2 separate regions of the Homo sapiens genome follow, and region 2 is linked to region 1. Evidence: chromatin loops called from intact Hi-C (ENCODE). Cell type or tissue: Panc1. All regions are shown on one strand. Each heading gives the region's core, and the rest is flanking DNA. Links, peaks and the distances in the headings are about the cores only.

Region 1 (11,341 bases), core at 2,054-10,053:
CGTGCTTTTTGTAGAGATGGGGTTTCACCATGTTGCCTAGTCTGGTCTCGAACTCCTGACCTCAAGAGATCCACCCACCTTGGATCCCAAAATGCTGGGATTACAGGCATGAGCTACTGCGCCCGGCCTCTAGATTTAAATAGTACCTACCGAACTGGCCAGTGCAGCTCTAAAAGGTCAGCAGCATGTGAGTGGGAGAGCTGGGCCTGGCTGTGTGTTATTCACGTTCTTGAGTGTTGGCTTTCCACAGTTTGGGCCTCTGGCAGCAGAATCACCTGGGAAGCCAAAACTTCAGATCCCTGGGATCCCAGACCCACTGAATCAGAATCTCCGAGGCCAGGGCTTGGGCGTCTGCCCGTTCACCACACACCCCAGCTGATTCTGATGCACATGAGGTCAAGTTTGAAACCCACCCCACTGCCCTAGTTGTTCAAGACTCCCAGCGCTGGCTGGATGCAAAGTCTTATGCCTGTAATCCCAGCTCTTTTGGGAGGCCAAGGCGGGCAGATCACTTGAGGTCAGGAGTTCGAGACCAGCCGGGCCTACAGAGTGAAACCCCGTCTCTACTAAAAATACAAAAATTAGCTAGGTGTGGTGGTGGGCGCCTGTAATCCCAGGAGGTGGAGGTTGCAGTGAGCCGAGATCGCGCCGCTGCACTGCATCCTGGGCAACAGAGCGGGACTCCGTCTCAAAAAAAAAAAAAGACTCCCGGCCAGGAAGAGAGCTTGAATGAAGTCTGACCTGCACCAGGCCTTCTGGGCCCAGACCAGGCCTGCTTAGGGGCATGTGCCCTGCTCAGAACTTCCCCATCCCAGCTAACCCAGAAGATAGCTGGGATGAAGATAGCTACTTCCGGCTACCAGCCCATGATTCTTTGCCAGCCTGCACTGTTCCCTGAAGAGCAAAAAGACTTGGAATTTCCCTGCTCTATCCAGAGGGGCTGGGATGAGGGGTCCTGAGTTCCCTTATCCCATGTCCTACCAACCTCTGGAGCTCTCCAGTCAGCCAGCTCGAGGCTCTGGCCCTAGCTGGTGGGCAATGGGAGGGAGAGGCTTGGCCCAGCACCCCACCCCACAGATCAGCCTGGTCCGGCAAGGGGAGGAAGGAAGCAGAGGCAGCCTGGGCCAGCGGACACAGGGTTGGGGGTGACACAGGCCTCAGGAATTTGAAAACAAACACTTCGCCAGGGAAGGAAGAGGCTGCTGTTGGCTGCTGAGCCCGGGCGGGCCCAGGTCCCTCCCTTTCAGGGCAGGGGTGAATCCCAGTGCTGCTGACCATGGCCCCCGGCTGGACCCAGTGCTCGGGGAGTTTCCACTCCGCTGGTGGGATGGGAAGGTCATGGGAGGTGTGGGGGGATCCAGGCTCTGTCCAGATACGGGAGCATCCTGGCTGGGGTGAGGACAGGAAGGGACAAAGAGCTGGGAAAGCCACGAGACCCCAGGAGAAGGCTCAGCAGCAACAGGATGCCGCCTCAAGCATTTATTGAGCACCCATGGTATTCCAAAAACTGAGAATATAAGCACTGCCTAGCTGGGGAGATCAGGGGAAGCCTAGAGCCCTGTGGCCTTCCTGGAGGAGGTGGCATTGAACTGAGCCCTGAAAGGTAAACTAGGACCGGGGAGGACAGAATCTTACAAGTCTCCCCCCTTCACACTCCCAGAGCCGGCGCTCAGTGAGTGCATGAGTGAGTAAGCGGCTGACCAGCGACTATGCAGCATGAATGAATGACAGACTGAATGACATGAAGCCTGGAGTCTCAAGGCCGAGACTGCAAAAGAAGAGTCCATCCTCCTATCCCCTCTGCTCTGAACTCTCTTCATGATCCTGAAGGTGCTTGGTACCTGGAGACTACGGAGCCAGCCTGCCGGGGTTCTAGTCTGAACTCAGTCACTTCCCAGCTGTGTAACTTTGGACAAGTTACTTAACCTCTCTGTGCCTCTGGTCCCTTCTCTGTAAAGTGTAGTCATCGGCCGGGCGTGGTGGCTCACGCCTGTAATCCCAGCACTTTGGGAGGCCAAGGCAGACGAATCACTTGAGGTCAGGAGTTCAAGACCAGCCTGCCCAACATGGTGAAACCCTGTCTCTACTAAAAACACAAAAATCAGCCGGGTGTCGGGGGCAGGCACCTGTAATCCCAGCTACTCGGGAGGCTAAGGCACGAGAATTGCTTGAACCCGGGAGGCGGAGGTTGCAGTGAGCTGACATCTCGCCACTGCACTCCAGCCTGGGCAACAGAGTGAGACTCAAAAAAAAAAAAAAAAAATACAGAGGTAATCATAGTGCCTCCTTCACAGGGTTTTTGAGAGGACTGAATGAGTTTTACAAGTGAAGTGCTTAGAACGACGTTGCACATGTAGTGAGAACTACATGAGTGTTGGCCAATGCTATTACTGAGGTTCCAGCTTACGCGTTCATTGAGTCACTCACTCACTCACTGTTCATTCACTGATTCGCTCCTACATGCCATCCGCCACTTACACACCCCTCCCTCTTCACCGTCATCTGTTAAGCAATCCCCGTGTGCCCGGCTCTCTCCTCTCGGTCCTCCCAGCCCCCCTTTGCCAGTCTTGGATGGTGCCCGCCGTGCTGCCAATTACCCTAACAATTTCATTAATTCCTCTCAAGCCCAAAACAAACAAGAAGGACCTATCTGGAGCAGGGGTCACGTGCTAAGACCAGAAGCAGGTGTGGGACAAACCCTCTAGGACGAGTTCTTTGACCAGAGTTCATCACCGGAGCTGCTCCAGAGATGGCCAGGCCTCCCCACCTGCAGGTGCCCGGCCAGTGCCCCCCACCCCGGGCAGCCTCACCCACTCCCCTCTTTGAGTAAAGGTAAAGGGACTTGCCCAAGGCTGGGTTCTCCCACATCCCGACTGCACCTGTCCACATTTCAGGCTTCATTCATGCCAGGAGCCCCAGACCTGCTCCATGCACCAGCTCCGCCCAAGCCTGGAGCCCCGGGCTGGCTGAGGTGAGAGCCCCAAAGCTCGAGCCCATTTCAGCAGCTAACAATTAGAGCTGGTGTGAACATGATGACTGCATGCTGATTAATGTAAGATGGCTGAGCAGAAGATCCCGCCATTTCCTTCCCCACAGGCCCTGGGAGAACAGGTCCCGCTGGGGAAGACTCTGTCGTGTTCTGCAAAAGCCATTTCTTGAGCACGTCCTGCAGGCCGGGCACTGCGCTGGGCACTTGATTCCTTTCAACAGCATGACATGGTGGGAGGACAACTTGCCTCTCATTGATGAAGAAACGGAGGCTCAGAGAGGTAAAGGAACTTGCCCAAGGCCACACAGCCAGTCAGTGTGGTCCTGGAATTCCAATCCAGGTCTTCTCTTGCTGATTCCTACCCCCAGGGATGAGCCAGTTTGACATTTGTGGAACTGGAGAGAGGCTGGGTTTGGGCATAAGGTAATGTTTAGGCCAGAGGGTGGAGAAGGAGAGGACAGCCAGAGAGGCAGAGCCAAGCGCCAGGCAGGAACAATGGTACAGGGCAGGTAACGGGAGCCCGGCCAGCTCTGGGACTCCTGGGCAGGCCCTGCTGGGCCCTGCGAGCAACAGGCTCACCCTGTGGAGCTGCCAGGGTGACAGCAGCCTCGATCTGCTGACTCAACGAGTGCATCGGCCTTTTCCTGGAAAACAGTAGACGCAGTGTGGGTGTCGGAGGGAGGCACCTGTTTGGGAAAAGGGTGTGTGGGAACCCTGTCCTGCCCTGCAGCTCCCCACAGCCAGTGTACAGGTACTTAGCTCCAGGTGCCCCCCGAACCTCCCACCACCTGCCCAGACCCCAGAAGCCACCGGATCCAGGAGTCCGAGCCAGCTGTGGGCTGAGTCCATGGTGCCACCAAGGCTCTGCATGACCAGTGCTGCCAGCCACCACCTCAGCCAAGCAGCACAGCCTCTCAGGGCATGTCCCCACTTGCTGTCTGCAGAGCCTTGTTTTGCCCCACCCTGAAGGGGCAGGTGTAGACGAGCATTGAGGCAGGTCTATGTGACACCACTTGCTGTCACTCTTCTTTGGGAGGTATCAGGGCCACTCTGCCACGGGGCACAGCTTAGGGCCTCCATGGAATCTGGTCTGAAGGATCCCGCTGCCCAGAGGGGGGTCAAGAATACGGAATGGGTTCAGGAGCACCCCCTGTCTTCAGGATCCAGTTGGGGGAGGTCCCAGCAGGGCCAGTCACAGACACTTGTCACACCCTGGAGGGGATAATAGGATCTGGGGCTCAGCCTCCACCAATTTCATCACCACACACCACACCCAGGCAAGGGAGAGCAGAGGCATCAGCAGGGCCTGGCTGAGGGGCTGAAGCCTGGTGGGGAAGCAGGGAGGGCCCCTGGGCCTCTCGGTCCTATCTCTTCCCAATCCAGGCCTCAGCGGACTCCAGGGCAGGGGTGCGGGAGCTGATTTCCAGGTGCAATATTCACTGTCACCATGGCCGCTTCCAGCACCCAGCCTGAATTTCCTAGTGCAATGCTGGGAAGAACTAGTCTTTTTCTTTTTTTTTCTTTTTTTCTTTTTTTTTTTTTTTGAGACAAACTCCTGCACTGTCGCCCAGACTGGAGTGCAGTGGCACGATCTCAGCTTGCTGCAACCTTCGACTCCCAGGTTCAAGCGATTCTCTTACCTCGGCCTCCCAAGTAGCTGGGATTACCAGTGCCCCACCACCACGCCTGGCTAATATTTTTTTTTTTTTTTTTTTTGAGACGGAGTCTTGCTCTGTCACTGAGGCTGGAGTGCAGTGGCGCGATCTCAGCTCACTGCAAGCTCCGCCTCCCGGGTTCACGCCATTTTCCTGCCTCAGCCTCCCAAGTAGCTGGGACTACAGGCGCCCGCCACCACGCCCGGCTAAGTTTTTGTATTTTTAGTAGAGACGGGGTTTCACTGTGGTCTCAATCTCCTGACCTCGTGATCCACCTGCCTCGGCCTCCCAAAGTGCTGGGATTACAGGCGTGAGCCACCGTGCCTGGCCAATTTTTTTGTATTTTTAGTAGAGATGGGGTTTCGCCATGTTGACTGTGGCTGGTCTCGAACTCCTGACCTTATGATCCCCCTGCCTTTGCCTCCCAAAGTGCTGGGATTACAGGTGTGAGCCACCGTGCCTGGCCTCTTTTTCTTTTTCTTTTGAGATAGGGTCTCACTCTGTCACTCAGGCTGGAGTACAGTGGAGTGATCATGGCTCACTGCAGCCTCTACCTCCCAAGCTCAAGTGATCCTCCCACCTCAGCCTCCTGAGTAGCTAGGATACAGGCACTCACCACCACACCTGGCTAATTAAAAAAAAATTTTTTTTTTTGAGACAGAGTCTCGCTCTGTCGCCCAGGCTGGGGGGCAATGGCGCGATCTCGGCTCACTGCAAGCTCCACCTCCTGGGTTCACGCCGTTCTCCCACCTCAGCCTCCTGAGTAGCTGGGACTACAGGCGCCCACCACCACGCCCAGCTAACTTTTTGTATTTTTAGTAGAGACAGAGTTTCACCTTGTTAGCCAGGATGGTCTTGATCTCCTGACCTCATGATCTGCCCGCCTCGGCCTGCCAAAGTGCTGGGATTACAGGCATGAGCCACCATACCCTGTCAAAAAAAATTTTTTTAGAGATGATGTCTCACTATGTTGCCCAGGCTAGTCTCAAACTCCTGAGCTCAAGTGATCCTTCTGCCTCAGCCTCCCAAAGTGCTGGGATGACAGGTGTGAGCCACTGTGCCCGGCCTGGGCAGAGCTCCTCCTGAGAGCCCGTCTGAGTGGGCTCGGGTACAGCACTGGCACATCCTCCGTGTCTTCACTTCCAGCCTCTCAAGCTGTTGTGAGAATCCTGGGGGCTGGGGAACATGCTTACACTTTGAGCTGGAATCGCTGCAGAGCTAGGGTCGGGGAAGTTGTGATAGTCAAGGGCTTCGGGGAGTAGGCCTAGGTCTGGTGGGTCTGGTTTCAAAGAAGCTCTGCCTTTTACTTGCTGTGTGACTTCAGGCAAGTCACTTCTCCTCTCTGAGCTTCCCTTTCCTTCTTAGTAAAGTTTGGCTGAGTTGAACAGAACCTGCTCCTAGCAGAGTTACAAGGATTAAAGGGCATAATTGGTGCCAATGGAGTGGTAAACAACACTCAGTGCACAGTGGCGGTGATTTTTATTGTCCCCTTATTCAGTCAAGAACTTGGCATATCCGGGGCAGTGGCTCACGCCTGTAATCCCAGCACTTTGGAATGCCGAGGTGGGTAGATCACCTGAGGTCAGGAGTACGAGACCAGCCTGGCCAACATGGCAAAAACCCATCTCTGCTAAAAATACAAAAATTAGCCTGGCATGGTGGTGCATGCCTGTAATCCCAGCTACTCAGGAGGCTGAGGAAAGAGAATCGCTTGAGCCTGGGAGGCGGAAGTTGCAGTGAGCTGAGATTGTGCCACTGCACTCCAGCCTGGGTGACAGAGCGAGACTCTTAAAAAAAAAAAAAAAAAAAGGGAGGCATGGGGGGCTAGGGAAGGGATAGCATTAGGAGAAATACCTAATGTAAATAGCGGGTTGATGGGTGCAGCAAACCACCATGGCACGTGTATACCTATGTAACAAACCTCCATGTTCAACACATGTATCCCAGAAATTAAAGTATAAAAAAAATTACACCAATATAAAGAATGGATACATTATGTGAGTTACTGTGCCATGTGATAATGAAGTTCAAATTGTAAATACAACCACTAACTATTTCTGTGATTCATATTTTTATATAAGAAAAATAAAAAGAAGAAGAAGAACTTGACATGAAGGACTGGGACATCATAGGACCAAGGGGGTGGTCTCTGGAGCCTCTGAGCATGTTTCAGACTTAGGAACCCTCACAGCTGAGGCCAGGACTGGCCATGTGCTCCTGTCTCCAGGGCTCTATGCCCTCCCTTCCCTCTACCCAGCCCACTGCCCCTGCCCCTACTCCCTACCCCTGCCCCACAGACACAGCCAAGCCTCAGGAGGACTCAACCCACAGGAATGTGGGCAATGAGCAGGCTGCGCTCGGAGGACCCCGCTATCCCAGCCCTGGGCTCTGCCGCCCTCTGGTGGCTGGGCTGGGAAGGATGCTGCTCCCATTACTGCCGTTGTAGAACCGCAATTGCCCTAAAAAAATAAAATGCTGTTGCTGCTACTCATGATGATGACGATGATGGCGATGACGATGATGATGATATTCATTGCTTTATGGTTTGCCAAGTACCTTCTCCGTCAATCATAGGCTGCACCAAACAGAGTGCAGGGTTCTGGACTGAAATCAGATGGGAATGTAAGTCCCTAGTCAAGTTCCAACTGATTATGTGACCTTGGGCAAGTCATGTCACTTCCTTGAGCCTCAGACTCCTCATCTGTGGAACGGGGTGACAAAAATAGGGTTGTTATAAGGATTAAAAGACCTAACACCTGGCCGGGCGTGGTGACTCATGCCTGTAACACCAGCACTTTGGGAGGCCGAGGTAGGAGGACTGCTTGAGCTCAGGAGTTTGAGACCAGCCCGGGCAAATGGTGAAACCCCACCTCCACTAAAAATACAAAAAATAGCCAAGCATGTTGGCACATGCCTGTAATTCCAGCTACTCAGGAGGCCGAGACTTGAGAATCGCTTGAACCCAGGAGGTGGAGATTGCAGTGAGCCTAGATCACACCACTGCACTCCAGCCTGGGCGACAGAATGAGACTCTGTCAAAAACAAAACAAACAACAACAACAACAACAAACCATCTATTGAACTAAATTGGCCTCCAAAATATACCCTTCTGGAATTTAGGTGGCTATTAAAAGACCTAACACCTGGCACTTGGGTTGGAGAGAATAACATGGCTGTCGTTATATACTAATCCTTGGCCAGTCTGTCCTGGGAGATCAACTCCCCTTTGCATAGGGCTTTTTCGAAGTCCTTTTCCAAGGCATCACCTTCTTGTAGCTGCATTATCATGCCCGTTTACCAGATGAGGAAACTGAGGCTCAGAGAGGGGAAGCAGCTTGCCTAGAGCATCGTGGCTTATAAGTTAAAGCAAGACTCAAGCCAGGTCCACCTGCCTCCAAACCCGGTGCTGGACTTTCCCACACCCTGCTTTGGAAACTCTAAGGAACCTTCCAATCCCCCAAATCCTATTGCCTCATTTAAGTAAAGCAGGCCTGGTTTCTGCCTCCTTCAGTGCCCCTCTTCTCCTCCCACACCCTTCCAGCAGCCGAAACGCTAGACCCAATAGCTTACCCCTTCCTCCTTCCTGACCAGCTCCCAACCCTCAGGGCAGCTCATGAGCCAAGAGCTTGAGAGTGGCTTCCAAAGGTCATCCTCTCCACCCCGCTGTGCCCCACCCAAGCAGATGACTGTTCATCCTGTTCTTCACGCTGCTCAGGGGAAGAAATTCCCCAGCTTCACTCCCTCCACTCGCCCAGGTGTCTGAGACAGTTCCCACAGTTGGCAAACTCTGCCTTAAGTCCCACCAGAGTCCCTCCTGCTACAACGTCAGCCCATTTATTTTAGTTCTTTCTCCCAGTAGCATCAGAAATACAATCTGGGGGGAGACAAACGCCGGGAGAGTGGGATCCTGGGAAGGGGAAGGCACACTTGGGGACAGGAAGTGAGAGCAAACCCAGGTTCAAATCCCGGTCAGGGTGACAAGAGTGGCCAAGCGAGGCCAGGCGCAGTGGTTCACACCTGTAATCTTAGCACTCTGGGAGGCTGAGGGGGGCAGATCACTTGAGGTCAGAAGTTCGAGACCAGCCTGACCAACATGGTGAAACTCCGTGTCTACTAAAAATATAAAACTTAGCTGGGCGCTGTGGTGGGCGCCTGTAATCCCAGCTACTCAGGAGGCTGAGGCAGGAGAATCGCTTGAACCCAGGAGGCAGAGGTTGCAGTGACCCAGAATGGTGCCACTGCACTCTAGTCTGGGCGACAGAGTGAGACTTCATCTAAAAAAAAAAAAAAAAAGAGCGGCCCAGTGGGTCTCCTGGTGTCCAGGGCAGTCTCAGCCCAGATGGGGCAGCCCCGCCCACAGCCCGAGGGCATCCAGACCCTCCACCCCACCATACTGGCACCAAGTAGCTCAAATGAGGGAAGAGAGCTGGGGTGGGACTTGGAAGCAGAGCGGGTCTGAGGGGCAATTATGAGCTCGGGCTCAGGGTTCATGCAGAGCCGGGCTCAGACCCAGCAACAAATATTCACTGAGCTGCTCCTGGGTTCCAGGCATGGCAGTTGGCAATGAGGCCACAGCACTGGGAAGACAGCCAGAGGCCCTTTCTTCATGGATTTCACGGTCCAGTGGGGGAGACAACAGAAAACAGGTCACCACATGGATCAACAAGGAATCCCAGAGTGGCCACTCGGCTCTGCACTGTCCCCCTCCTGTCACCTCCATTTCAGCTCTCAGGATGCAGCTTCAGTGGCACCACCTCCAGGAAGCCCACCCTGACTGCCAGTGAGGACAGGCTGCTCCCTTATTTGTGCCCCCACAGCCCCACAGTTTGCACTGTGTAAGCTTTCAGCTGAAATTTAACTCCCATGCAGAAAAGCACACAGATCTTAGGCGCCCAGCCTGATGGACTGGTCCCAAAGTGCACAGCCCTGTGGAAGCAACATCAGCAGTCCCTCCCTAAGCAGTCACTACTTCAGCTGCAGGCGCTCCCCACCCTGACCTCGATCCATCAATTAGTCTGCCTGGTTTTGTACTTTATGCAAATCAACTAATTTGTTTTGTTGTTGTTTTTTTTTTTTTTTGGCGTCTGGCTTCTCTCACGTTCAGTCTAGATTCGCCTATGCAGACACAGACAGTACTTGTAGTTGTAGACAGTTTAGTCTCGTGACTGTGTAGTGTTCCACTGTGTGAATATACCAGGATTTTCATTTTACTATTGATGAGCATTTGGGTAGTTTCTAGCATTTTGGCTATTAATGGATAATACTGCTAAAAACATGCTAATTCAGGTCTTTTTGGGCACATATGTACCCATTTCTGTTGGGTGTATACCCAAAGAAAGCAGTGGAATGTCTGGGTCATAGCATAGGCAAGTTCAGCTTTTGCAGATGCAGCCAAGCTGTTTTCCAAAGTAGCTGTGCCAATTCACACCCCACCAACAGTGTAGAATTCCTGCTGCCCCACATCCTGACAACACTCTGTGTGGGGCCCTGCACTTCACCTGTTTACTTGTCTGTCTCACCATTAGGGAGTGTCACCAAGGATGGGGATGCTGCTGATGTCCTTTGGTCCATAGGTGACACAATCAGAGAGGAGAATGAAGGGGATTGGAAAGATGGAAAGAGAGCTGGGCGTAGTAGTGTACGCCTGTAGTCCCAGCTACTCGGTAGGCTAGGACAAGAATCACTTGAACCCAGGAGGTGGAGGTTGCAGTGAACTGAGATCGTGCCACTGCGTTCCAGCCTGGGCGACAGAGCAAGAAAAAAGAAGGGAAGGAAGGGAGGGAGGGAGGGAGGAAGGAGAAGGAAGGAGAAGGAAGGAAGAAATGAAGGAAGGAAGAAGGAAGAAAGGAAGGAAGGAAGAAAGGAAGGAAGGAAAGAAGAAAGGAAGGGAGGGATGGAGGGAGGGAGGGAGGGAGGGAGGACATCAACAAAGAAGCAAGCCACACTGTCTGCCCCAGAGCTGAAGTGCCTGCTGGGCTGAAGCCAGGGCTCACTGGTTCTTATGAAACCTCAGTGTGCCCTGAAAATGAACAATCAAATAAGTTTCTTTCTCAACAGTTTCATTTCAGGACAAAATCTTCTAAACAATAGGCTCAGAGTTTGGGGACCAGGAGGAATGAGGAGGGGTAGCAGGGTCCCTACAGTCTCTGCAGAGCAGGATCGCTGCAGAGAAGGGCATGGGCACTGGGTGGGGAGGAGCTCCTGAAGGACTGGAGACTGGCTGGGCAGACAGCCTCAGGGGCCAAAACTCCCACCCCAGACGCCATCTCCAGGTCCTGTCCTGCAGATACCACCCCCCAGCTTCCTCCTCCTTCTGCGGCAAGCAGGAGCAGGGCCCTGGGTCCTTGGCCAAAGCCCTACCAGGGCAGGGCATGATGGGCAGAGGCAGGCACCACTGAGAGAGGGGCTCCCCTGAGATGCCTGGCCCAGATCTACCCCCTGGGCAGGTGGGCAGGGAGCAGGTGAGGAATGAGGGAAGTGGGCCAGGTGAGCAGCCCTGGCCTCCTTGCCTGAAGCACAGCCCCAAAGCCAGCCCCCTGGCCCCCAGCAGTCTAACCCAGACTCAGGTGTCAGCCAGATTCCAGATGTGCCAGGGCAGGCTGAATGCAGGAGAGCCTGTTTCCTCTGCTCTGCCAAGCTGCTGCCAAGTTGGGCGCTCTTCAGGCAGACTCAGCACTGGAAGAAACACACAGGCCCC
Region 2 (11,341 bases), core at 3,342-11,341, 62 kb before region 1:
CTTCTCTGCGCTTCATGATAGGGTGACTGGATCAATTATTGTCCACTTAAAGACAGAAGGCGAAAGGGGGAGCTATTACAACCAATTATACCAGGACAACAGGCCAAAGCCAGGACTGTCCTGGACAGACGGGAGATATGGCCCCCAGCTTATGGGGCAGTAGTAGGACTAGGTCACAGAGTTTTTGGGAGGATTAAATGAGTTAATCCTTGGGAAACACTTTGAACAGTGGCAGCACATGCAATGCGCTTAATAATTATTAGCTATTGGCATTTTATTACATACGCGTGCACACACACACACACACACACACACAAGCTCAGAGGAGAGGGCCAGACAGACACACCTGAGTGTCATTCAAGCCCTCTGTGATCCACAGCCGGCCACGATAGGAGCCTGAGGGAGGCAGGGTTAATGTGTCCCCATTGCCTGGCAGCAGAGCGGGCTCTGCAAAAGTCTCTCTCTCTTTTTTTTGAAATGGAGACTCGCTCTTGTTGCCCAGGCTGGAGTGCAGTGACATGATCTTGGCTCACTGTAACCTCCACCTCCTGGGTTCAAGCGATTCTCCGATTCTCCTACCGCAGCCTCCTGAGTAGCTACAATTACAGGCATGCGCCTCCACGCCCAGCTAACTTTTGTATTTTTAGTGGAGACAATGTTTCACCATGTTGGCCAGGCTGGTCTCGAACTCCCCACCTCAGAAGATCCACCCACCTCGGCCTCCCAAAGTGCTGGGATTACAGACGTAACCCACCACACCTGGCCTGCAAAGGTCTCTTGGAAAATGGGTGATTTGATTTGAGCCTGGAAGGGTGGGTGTATTTTCCACAGACAGAAATAGGGAGGGATGTGTGCGGGGGTGGGCGAGGGCTCATGGGGAACTGAGGGCAGGTCCGGGAGTCTAGACCGCATTAGAGTACAGGGGAGGGGTGCAGAGTCTGGGGAAGTGTGTCCTGTGCCCAGATGCTGGGATTGGTTGGCCGGGCCCATGAGGCCTGGTCCTGGGGGAAAGGCCCCTCCGCCCAGCAGGAGACCTGATCATGCAGCCGCCTGCTCTGCCAGCCCAGTGTGGAAGCTGCATCCATCCATCCATCAGGCTGCTGAGGCCGTGGGGAATGTGATGAGGCTGCTGAAATGGGGCCCGGGCCCAGCAGGAGAAAGGGGGCCCCCACCCCAGGCAGGGGTGGGATGTGGCTGCAGCTTCCCAGAAACTGGGTCTGGTTCTGCCGACAGAGACTGGCTGACGGTTTGGACTGGAAAGCCAGACCCAGAGGGCTGGAGTGGGGCCTGCTGGCCGGGCTACCTGGGGCTGCCCAGGGCTGCCTGGGGAGAGGGTGCCAGGAGTGGGGAGGGGGCAACTCTGTGGTGGGGGCAGGGGCCCCTCATCTCAGCCAGGACAGACTTCCTGGAGCCTTCCTCACTACAGACGGACAAACTGAGCCCCCGTGACACAAGGGACATGCCCAGGAGTCCACAGCCAAGTCAATAGTAGGCGCCCAACAGAACCTCTGTCTTCCCTTCCCAGTCCAAGGGTCTTCCTGCCGTTTCCTGAAAAGAACCCCAAGGTCCCCAAATGTCACCGAGCAGCAGGCAGTGGGATGAGCTGACTCTTGTCTCCTATGCCGCTTTGTCACCTCCTAGCTGTGGGAACTTGGTCTGATTACTGTAACCTCGCTGAGCCCCAGGGTCCCCAAAATGGGGATAAATGTATGCCCCTCAGGGTCATTGTGACCCTTGCATAAGACGGTGTGGGTCTTGGGCTGGGCATGATCACTGGCATGGCACACTCACTGGCACCGTGGCAAGTTAAAACCGTGTCGCCAGGCACCAGCCTTAGATTTCCTAATTAATTAGCAACTCCTCTAGGAACAGGCAATGCTAGAGGAACGCCCACCACCTACAATGGTAGGTGTTCAGAAACATTCAACTGCTTCTCCTTACCAGCTTTTGTGGTCCCTCCCGGCCAGCCAGAGGGAGCCCAGGACCATTGCACAGCACTCACCACATTCCCAAAACCCATATCCAGCTCCACAGGGCTCTTGGATCTCAAAAGCCCAGTCCTTGTCCCCCACAGTTCATTTGTTTATTGAACAAATGTTTATTGAGGGCCTACTGGGTACCAGACATAGTTCCGGGGAGGGACGATGCAGGCGCGATGCACAGAATGGGCAAAGGCACAGAGGGCCGGAGCTAAGGACTCAAGCACTTCCCGTACACATTCATTTGCCCCCTGTTCTAGCAGCATCTATGGTGCCCAAGGCCCCATCCCAGGCCCTGGGCTGCAGCTGGAGCTGAGGGGGTGTGAATGGGGAGGCGAGCAGAGAGCTTGCCTGTCCCTCCAGAATTTGCTAATTAATTAGGAAATCTCGGGCTGGTGCCTGGCGACACGATTTTAACTTGCCATGCAGACTGGGAGCAGCAGAGAAAGCAGGCATCTCCCTACCCAATGCCCCAGTCACCACTGCCTTCACCTCCTTCAGGGCTTTGCTGGATGCATCAAAGGCCCACCAAGGTCCCTGCAGCTCAGAACCCAGAAAGGGCTGCAGGCCCACTTCTCAGCAGAGAAGGCTAAAATCAGAGATGAAGGTTCTGCTAGGGGTGGGAATGAGGGCAGGGCTGCTGTCCTACAGCTGCTCCTGACACAACAGCCAGGGGTTAGGGTGGCATAGCAGATGGAGGAATCTTGTCTTGGTCAAATGGGGCCCAGATGTTGGAGGGGAGACTCAAGCCCCACCCACAGAGGTCTGGAGTCAGAGCCAGGCTCTTCTGGGACACTTCTTCCTCCGCCTGGTGGACTCTCACTTGACCTCCACCTCAGCTTGGATGGCTCCTCCTCCAAGCAGCCTGCCTGGACTTTCTAGGCTGGGTCAAGTGCCCCTCCCCCATCCCTGCCCCAACCTCTGGCTCCTGTAACACCCAGCTCTGCCCCTTCTTAGCCTGGGTCCTACTCTATTACCATTGCTGCCCCCACCAGACTGAGTCCCATGAGGGCAGACAGGGCCCTTATCCATCTTTGTGACCTTGTGCCCAGCCTGGCATAGAGCAGGAACTGGCCACTGAGAGAAGGGACAGAGCAGCAAACTATCTAGATACCTGGGGTGTGGGATGTGGTGGCATTTGGAGACCATGGGCAGGTTATGTTGCCTCAGTTTCCCCAGAACCAGTGCTTCTCAGACCTTATCTAGGGAAGTGTCCATGATGGCAGAGAGGGGAGAGGGCGGCTCTGGCCAGTTATGTAACCTCCCTCCCCTCGGTGTTCAAATCTGTAAAATGGGATATTAATAGCATCTACCTTGAAGGACTGTTGGAAGAATGAAATAAGTAAACACAGGCTAAGTGCTTAGAACAGTGGGTGGTGCCCAGAAAGCCTTGTGTAAGTGTTTGCTGATACCTGATCTTCAATTCAAGCTCAATGTTGGTTTGTTTGTTTTTTCTCTGATGATATTAACTTTGATCACTTGGTTACGGTGGTGTTTGCCAGGTTTCTCCACTGTAAAGTTACTTTTTGTTTTCTTTCTTATTTTTTTTAACCCTTTCTATACCTCCCTACTGCCTTTCTTTGGAAGGGTGTCCAGTCCGCAGTCCAGGCAGTGGGGAAGTAAGCTTTACCCACTAGAGGGAAAAGAATCCACCCCTTTGAAATTCATCTGTAAGGAAGATTTGTCTAGGCTCCCTCCACTTATTTATTTATTCAAGCATTTTTTTTTTTTTATTTTTTGAGATGAGGTCTCACTCTGTTGCCCAGGCTGAAGTGCAGTGGCACAATCTCGGCTCACTGCAACCTCCACCTCCCAGGCTCAGGCGATCCTCCCGTTTCATCCTCCTGAGTAGCTGGGACCATAGGCACGTGCCACCATGCCTGGTTAATTTTTTGTATTTTTGATAGAGACGGGGTTTCGCCATCTTGGCCAGGCTGATCTCAAACTCCTGAGCTCAAGCGATCCACCCACCTCGGCCTCTCAAAGTTTTGGGATTACAGGCGTGAGCTACTGCACCCAGCCTTTAATCATTTATTTATCTCAGTATAGACTCGTGAATATTTATTTTTGACTTTGGATTTAATCTAATACCTCATCGTTTTGTTGCTCAGCTTGTTCTAGGTTTAGGCCCTGGGAGTTCTTTAGGGCTGGCTCCTGTGTGTCTCTGGCACAGCCCCACCTGTTTATTTTTGAGCACTTCTTTACTCTCTGATACTCCAAGATGCTCCCAGCTCATCTTGTATTTTCCCTGCTTCAGCCCCAGAATCAGCCATTTCTCTAAGGAGCCCTGGTCCCTTTCATTGGAGAATGGTTTTTAGGAAGCAAGATGTGCGGGCTGGGTGTTCTTATTGCTACAGGGGTGTTCCTGCATCTAGGCCCTCTAGGAGACAGATCTGGATTTGCTTTAATTTAAAAATAAAGTTTCCCCTCCTGCCAATTGCAGGGTCCATTGGAGACTGCAGACAGCTGCTCACTGGGTTTTGAGCATCGGACCTGTCCGTGGCCCACAGGTTTATGGGTTCTCACATGCCCTTGGAAGGGTCTTATGTCCAGGACTTCAAGGGAGAGAGCACACGAGGCCACCTCCCCCCATGCTGAGCCACTTCCTGAGTTCATTCCTGCTCATCAGCAGGGCCATGGCTGAGTTGCTTTGGGAATGGGACTCAGGCCTGGTCTTGATGTGCCCTCATAGCCCAGATTTTTGTGGATTTGCAAGCTGCAGGCTTATTCCCTGCTGGGCCAACAGCTTTGTCAGTGGTAGCAACAGTAGCCATAGCCCAGCCACAGAGCTACAGTGGCCACCTGGGTCAGGCCAGGCCAGGGTCAGGCACCAGGAAGGCCTGACTCAGCCATCATGCCCAGCACACTCAGGTGGCCCAACACTAATGGGAGGAAGGCCCAGCCAGGTGCTCCCTGCACTCCCATAGCTCACCAACCCCAGCCGCACCTGACACAGTCAGGTGTCTCATGGATGCCCAGTGGGCCAGGACCCAGAGGGTGGCAGCTCTCCTGCAGCAGCAGGGGCCAGGGCAGAGCATGCCAGCTTTGAGACCCCAGGGCAGGCCGAACACCCTCTCGACTTTTGCCAGCGCCTCTCCTGTATCTCCCCAAAGCTCCAGGCTGAGTCAGGAGCTCTGGGTTGCAGACCTGCCTCTACCAGTGACAACAATCATGCCACTCCCTGCTTGAAACCTTCAATGACTCCTTATTGCCCTCAACTTGAAATCCCCACTCCTGGGCCTGCTTTACAAGGCCCTAGAGACTTCTCCAGCACCTCACGTCATGCCTTAATAACACCAAATTGCTTGTGGTTCCCTTGCACAACCATGTGGTTTCACGCCCCCGCGCCTCACTCTGCATCACCCTCCCTTGGCTTCGCTGGTTAATTCCTAGTAGTCCCTGAGGTCTCAGCTCTGGGACCACCTCCTCCAGGAAGTCTTCCTCCTGGGCCTCAGATCATCTCTGCTCCCTGGTTACGTTCCTGGTGACCTGTGTTTGACACCTTCCTAACCCCCACTATGAACGACCTCTGACATGCAGGGCTGCAACCCGGTAGAGTGGAGAAGGCTCAGGTTTGAAATTAGAACTCTGGTGCTGGGCGCAGTGGCTCACGCCTGTAATCCCAGCACTTTTGGAGGCAGAGGTGGGCAGATCACAAGGTCAAGTGATCAACACCATCTTGGCCAACATGGTGAAATCCCATCTCTACTAAAAATACAAAAATTAGCTGAGTGTGGTGGTGCGCGCCTATAGTCCCAGCTACTCGGGAGGCTGAGACAGGAGAATCGCTTGAACCCGGGAGGCAGAGGTTGCAGTGAGCCAAGATCGTGCCACTGCACTCCAGCCTGGCGACAGAGTGAGACTCCGTCTCAAAAAAAAGAAGAAAAAAAAAAGAAATTAGAACTCTGGCTTTTCTTGAGACTGCTGTGTGACTTTGGGCAAGTCGCTGCATGTCTCTGAGCCTCCATCTCCTCATCTATGAGAAAAGCATCCCACTGAGATTTCTGACCTTGCTTTCAATTCTGGCCTCTGCCCCTAACTTGCTGTGTGGCCTTGAACAAACCCAGTTGCTGGGCTCCAGCTTGGTTTTCCTTTTCTGTAAAATGGGGCCGCCCACAAAACTCATAACAAAGTGTTGAGGTTCCGACAAGCCGAAACCTGTGAAAAGCTTGTGTAAACCTCAGAGCTGTACATGGATGGTTGAAGGATCTATTTCGACAGCTCCGGGGAGCCGTGGGAGGGAAGCTGACGGCGGCTCTTGCTGTTCTCCTACCTCCCAGCCCTCCCGAAGACTCTGAGCAGCCTGGAGATCAAAGGTGATTGGGGCCTGCTGGCATGGAGGCCGGGCTCGGCAGAACCTGCTTCCCGGCCCCCTGCCCACCTCCCACCCACCCCTGCTCCCAGGGTTAAGTGACGTGTCTGCCTTGTGCACGAATCTCTGTTTAAACACTAGGGGTTTGGGGGGAACCCTCAGCCCCTCAACTCCCACCCAGGAAGCTCTGGGACCCCACTGCTTTTCCCAAGACTGAAAGCCAAGATCGGTTTGAATCATCTGCAACTTTATTCCAGAGCAGAAATAAGTCATTTTCTAACAATAAATATAAAAAAAATAATAAATTAAGATTCGAAAAAAATGTCCAACAAAACAAAATCTTTAACACTGACAGAATAGAAACTTATCCAAAAGGATGAGAGATGGGGCCGACTGGGGCATGGGCAGGACACTCCTGCAGCACCGGTCCCTGAGTCCCCAGCTCACGAATGTTTGACACCCTCTGTCCCCAGCCCTGGCGGGGCCCCCTGCCACACACACACATTCTCTCCACAAAGTACAAAATATATATTTAAAAACCTCAACACAACCAAGCATCTTGCAAAGGCCCAGGAAAGCAAGGGTTTGGCCAGTCAGGGATGAGGATGGGGCCCGAGGGTCTAAAGAAGGCACTAGAGGGACAGGGACCGCTTTGGGTCTCACCCAGTCAAGTTCACAGTCTGCCCTCTTAGTGTGAGGAAATGGGGCTTGAGGTACCCTGTTTACTTGGCGCTGGGCCAAGCCCTCCATCTCCTGAGATGGCCTCATGTGGGAGAAGGCGGAGGGAAGGTCGGCTTGGGAATATCCCATATGTCTGTCCGAAGGCTGTGGCGGGGCTCCTGCTCCAGGGATGCTGGGACGTGGCGGTGCCTGCTAAGTGCTCAGCTGTGTGCGTCTCGCAGGGAAAGAGGGCCCAGCCCAGCATCCCTGGTCATCTCCTCAGTTCAGGCCAGGGTGTCATCCGAGACCCCTCAGCGGAAGTTGCAGGGGGAGGAAAGAACTAGAAATAAATAAAGTCCCCAGTGGCCCAGCATGGCACAGCAGGGAGGCCACTCTGTTTCTTCAAGTATTCTTGGCCGATGGGGCTCCAGGCCCTGTCGAGGCTCAGATGGGGATCCCCACAGTGTTCACCTGGTCCTTGAGTCCCAGCAGGCTGTAGGCGATGCGCTTCTGGTGGCCGGGCAGCCGCACCCCAATCCTCTTGATGTCGCTGTGGGCCGGGAGGGAGAGAGGGAGAGTTAGGGGCTGGAGCAGGGGAGGGGGCCGGGCTGGGTGGGGACAGGACTCGGTGGGCGGCTGGGGAGGGGAGTGGAGGGAGGCAGAGGAGGAGGGTGGAGAGGGTGCCTTGGGGACCTGTAGGGCAAGAGAGCTCTGGTTAGGTAGGCCTGGGAGAAGGAGCCACAGCCTAGAAGCTTGCCAAGGTGGCCCACCATCAACAAAGTTAGGAAAACGACAGAAGCCTCAACTCTGTACGATGCTTTAAAAAAATAAAAATAAATCAAATCTTCTGAATTATCTGTGAGGCAGGTGCTCTTTTTCATCCCCATTTTGCAGATTAGAGAACTGAGGTCAGAGAGGTAAAGTGACTTGCCTGAAGTCACACAGCTAGGAGGTGGAAGAGCTGGGAATCAAACCAGCTATGAACAAATGCCTTCCCTCCCCTCACCCCTAGTCTGTTCCCAGTGCCCCCAGCTCAGGCCTCCTTCCCAGGAACTCTCTAGGGATGTCGCTCAAAGCCTCTCTGCCCAAGGTCTCTTCCCACCTGCTGCCTCATTTCTCCCTCACTCCTTCCAAGTTCCCACTGCTGATCATGAAGGAAGGACTTGGGAAATACTTGAAGGGTTAAACTTTGCGAGTCTTCATGGGTGAGGCTTGCGGGTCACCAGATCCAGTGACTAGGAAGATGTCTTCCCTTGGGGAAACCTCAGTTTCCTCCCGTGTAAAATGGGAGCTACTGTCCATCTGGAGGGCGAGAGACCTCAAAACCAGCAGCCGAGGGGGAAGGCAGCATCAGTACCAGATGGACAGATGTGCCCAGGAGCCCACAGCCCTGCTTTCCCACCCCCACAGGGTACACGCTCTCCTGGGGCCCCCTTCCATGCCCCTCCGTCCCCTCATGAAATCACTTATGCTCCCAGGAACCTGTGAGGAGGGCATTTATTACTCACTTTGGGAGTTTTCTCCTCCACCGTCCTCACCCACTAGCCCAAACCCATGAAAACACCCAAGTTTTTATGGGCCGACTTTTGGCTGTAAAGGGAGCTAATTATATGATGCAAGATCCTAGTTGCAGTTCTGCAGACATGACTTTCCCACAGGCTCCGGGAGCCCCGGCACAGGCGCAGAGCAGGGAAGGGCAGACCCAGGTGAGTTGGGGGGACTCCAGGACCTCCCGCAGAGGCTGGTGCTCCCACAGCAGCAGGAAGGCCGAGACATTTGGGACATTTGGGAGAACTTCCTACGCTACCTGCACAGGACGTTTCTAACCTATACAGTTGGAGGTGCTGAAAAAGCAGCAGTTTCCCACACACTTGAAGGTCTCAAATTGTGGTCCCTGGAAAAGCGCTCAGACCACGGTGAAGGAGACAGGACCCCCGGCCTGACCCCAGATTCACTCGATTTGCAGTTCCGCAGGTGGGGCAAGGAGTCTGCATTTGGTTGAATCCCAGAAGAAACCTGACATCCGGTTTAAAAACCAGTGGGTTGTAAGCTCCAGGAGGACAAGTGCTGAGACCTTGTCATCTGGGCCCATCACCCCCACAGCACCTGCTCCCGCCCCCACCCCTGCCCAGGGTCCAGGATAGGCCTGGCACATAGTAGGTCCCTAGGAAGTGTCTGCTGCATGAATGCATGAGCGAATGAATGCTTTAGCGGAGGTTGGGCCGTTGCTGGGCCACCTCTGGTCCCTCTTGCAAATGGTAGTGGTTAATCTCACAGGATGGGAGCACAGTTTGCTTTGGAGGCCCTGCGTAGAAAACTCCAAGGCCATATACTCGGTGAGCTCCTACTGTGTTCTGGCCCTGGGTGCAGGGAGACGGGAGTAAGAAATGGCTCCTGGAGCCTCACGTGTCAGATCATTCATTCATTCAGCAAGCATTCCTTCAGTGCCAAGCCTATGCCAAGGGCACTGGAGACCCTAAGATCTACAGCCTGTGCCCTCGACCCCCACACAGGATGCAAATGCTGTAGTCCCAGCTCTAGACAGAGCCTGGGGTTGGGCTATTTTTCTGGGGTGCAACATCCACGCCTTTCGTCAGCTGCTCACAAAACATCTGGGACCACTAGTCTAGCTAGAAACCCAACTGACTCCAAAATAGCACAAATGGAGAAGAGACAGTGGCTGTGGGACCCCAGGGGACCAGGCAGCTGGTCCCCTGGGAGGGAGTCAAGAAGGCAGGAGGCTGAGAAGGGGAGGAGGTGGGACACTGAAGCCTAAATCCTGATCCCATTGGGAAAGGCACGCATTCCCCTGCTACCAGCTCCAAGTCTCCCGTTGGGACCCATGGCGTGTGTAGACCCAGGCTTCAGGTTTTAAAAAGTCCTTTGAGATCCCCATTTATTTGGAAAGAGGCAGAGGGGAAGGAGGAGGCATGCAGGCCCCAGCTCTGAGCACCAGTGGCTGGTGGGAGGAGCGGGTGGTGGGTGGTGGGGGGCGCCGAATGACTTCCTGCCTTTATCCAGGCCCTTTCACAACAACGCGCACTGCAGCGCACACACACACAGCCTCCATCCATCCAAGACTGCCCCGTCCCTGCTCGTGGGAAAGGAATTGGCGAGGAGCACCCTGGGCTATTTAGGGAAGCTTCTAAGAACATGTGTTTCCCATAAGCACTTCTCCGTGCCCTCAGCTCTGGTCCCCAGAAGAGAGGCTGTGTTGTCCTTGGTGGGAGCCCCTGGAGGAGCAAAGGGTCTGGTGGATGTTCCCAGGAAAAAGGAGAAAAGGAGGGGGCATTTGCACAGTGCTAGGGGAGGAAAGCAAGGGAGTGGAGGAAAAGAGGAGAGCAATGAGGATTTAGCACCCACTGTATACCAGTCGTGTCATCTGCGCTGCACCCATGCAATCCCATCAAACTTGATCAAGGTCACCCGCTAGGAAGTGGCAGATGCGGGACTTGAACCCAGGTATGTGTGCAGAGCCCAAGCCTGTGGCCCTGCTGGGCTGGCGGGCAGCAAAAGACATCCTGTGATCCATCTCCCCTCCCTACGTGTCCCCGCCTCCCCTCTGGTCGGCTCTGTTCCTGCCTGCTTCCCATCACCGACTGTCCCCTGAGGGAGGCTATGGCCTTGGCCAGCAGGTTGGGAGCCCAGCTGAGCAATTTCCAAAGGCCCTAGAGAATGTTCATGAACAGGCTCAAATCCCAGAACTTCTGTGACCTAGAACCATGGGAGGCCCAGGTCATCCCCTCCATACGGTTCCCAAAACCTCCCAGCCTCCCGGTCTGTTCCCGCCATGATCTTTGACCATGCACAAGCTGGGTTGTTGAAACTGGCCACTATTTTTAGAGGCACAAAAGGCTAAGAGGATAGGGTCTCCCCCTTCCTGGGACAGGAGGAGGTGTCTGTGCCAAGGCCATGCCGGGAAAAGTCTCAATGCTGGAGTTGGGAAGGGGAGAAGAGCTGCCAAGGGGCAGCTTGACAAAGGGGCAAACCCAGGGCCAGCAGAGAGTAAGTGGCACTTCTCACCAGGTGGGACTGCAGGCTGAGAGCCAACCAAGTGGAGAGAGGTGCCCGGGGTAGGCCAGGGGTTCTCTCTCCTGGGCAGCAGTCAGGGCATCTTGGAGAAGACTGCCCCAAACTGGCTGTGTGACCTCAGGCAAGCCGGTAACATCTCAGCCTGTTTCTCTACCAATGACCTCTCCGATCCCTGCGCTCTGGGATCCCGACTGACTGGGCCTGGAATCCTGCTCTCCCCCTCATGGCTGTGGGACCCTGGGCAGGTCACTGCACTTCTCTGCATCTGTTTCTCACCTGCACCTGTTTCTCACCTGTTAACAGGACTCACCCCGCTGGGTTCTCATTCAAAGTGCTCAAGCAGAGACGGCACATAGCC

Evidence for each region. A loop is a pair of places that touch in the nucleus more often than their neighbours do. Peaks named below come from ENCODE experiments on the same cell type or tissue, not always from the same donor. Only the 100,000 strongest peaks of a DNase experiment are listed, where the experiment ranks them.
Region 2: it touches region 1 in a loop (2.3-fold over the local background); 5 of 110 quality-filtered maps call a loop at or near these places.

What each region holds. Positions count from the first base shown.
Region 1 is chr1:16,180,889-16,192,229 of GRCh38, forward strand. No RefSeq gene overlaps it. Among named protein-coding and RNA genes, the nearest start is that of ARHGEF19, 26 kb to the right of the region's middle. RefSeq lists enhancers at 1,004-1,984, 2,812-3,311, 3,402-3,903, 3,904-4,403. In Panc1, for the core only: a CTCF peak has its summit at 7,046 (motif pointing left); a DNase peak (open chromatin) is centred at 7,033; H3K27ac peaks cover 6,204 bases.
Region 2 is chr1:16,117,820-16,129,160 of GRCh38, forward strand. EPHA2 (EPH receptor A2) reads right to left here. Exons shown (of 17, transcript NM_004431.5): 17 at 6,518-7,501. The coding sequence ends at 7,396. Among named protein-coding and RNA genes, the nearest start is that of EPHA2-AS1, 32 kb to the right of the region's middle. RefSeq lists enhancers at 341-1,014, 2,286-2,842, 4,777-5,456. In Panc1, for the core only: no CTCF peak of the experiment used is centred there; no DNase peak of the experiment used is centred there; H3K27ac peaks cover 6,966 bases.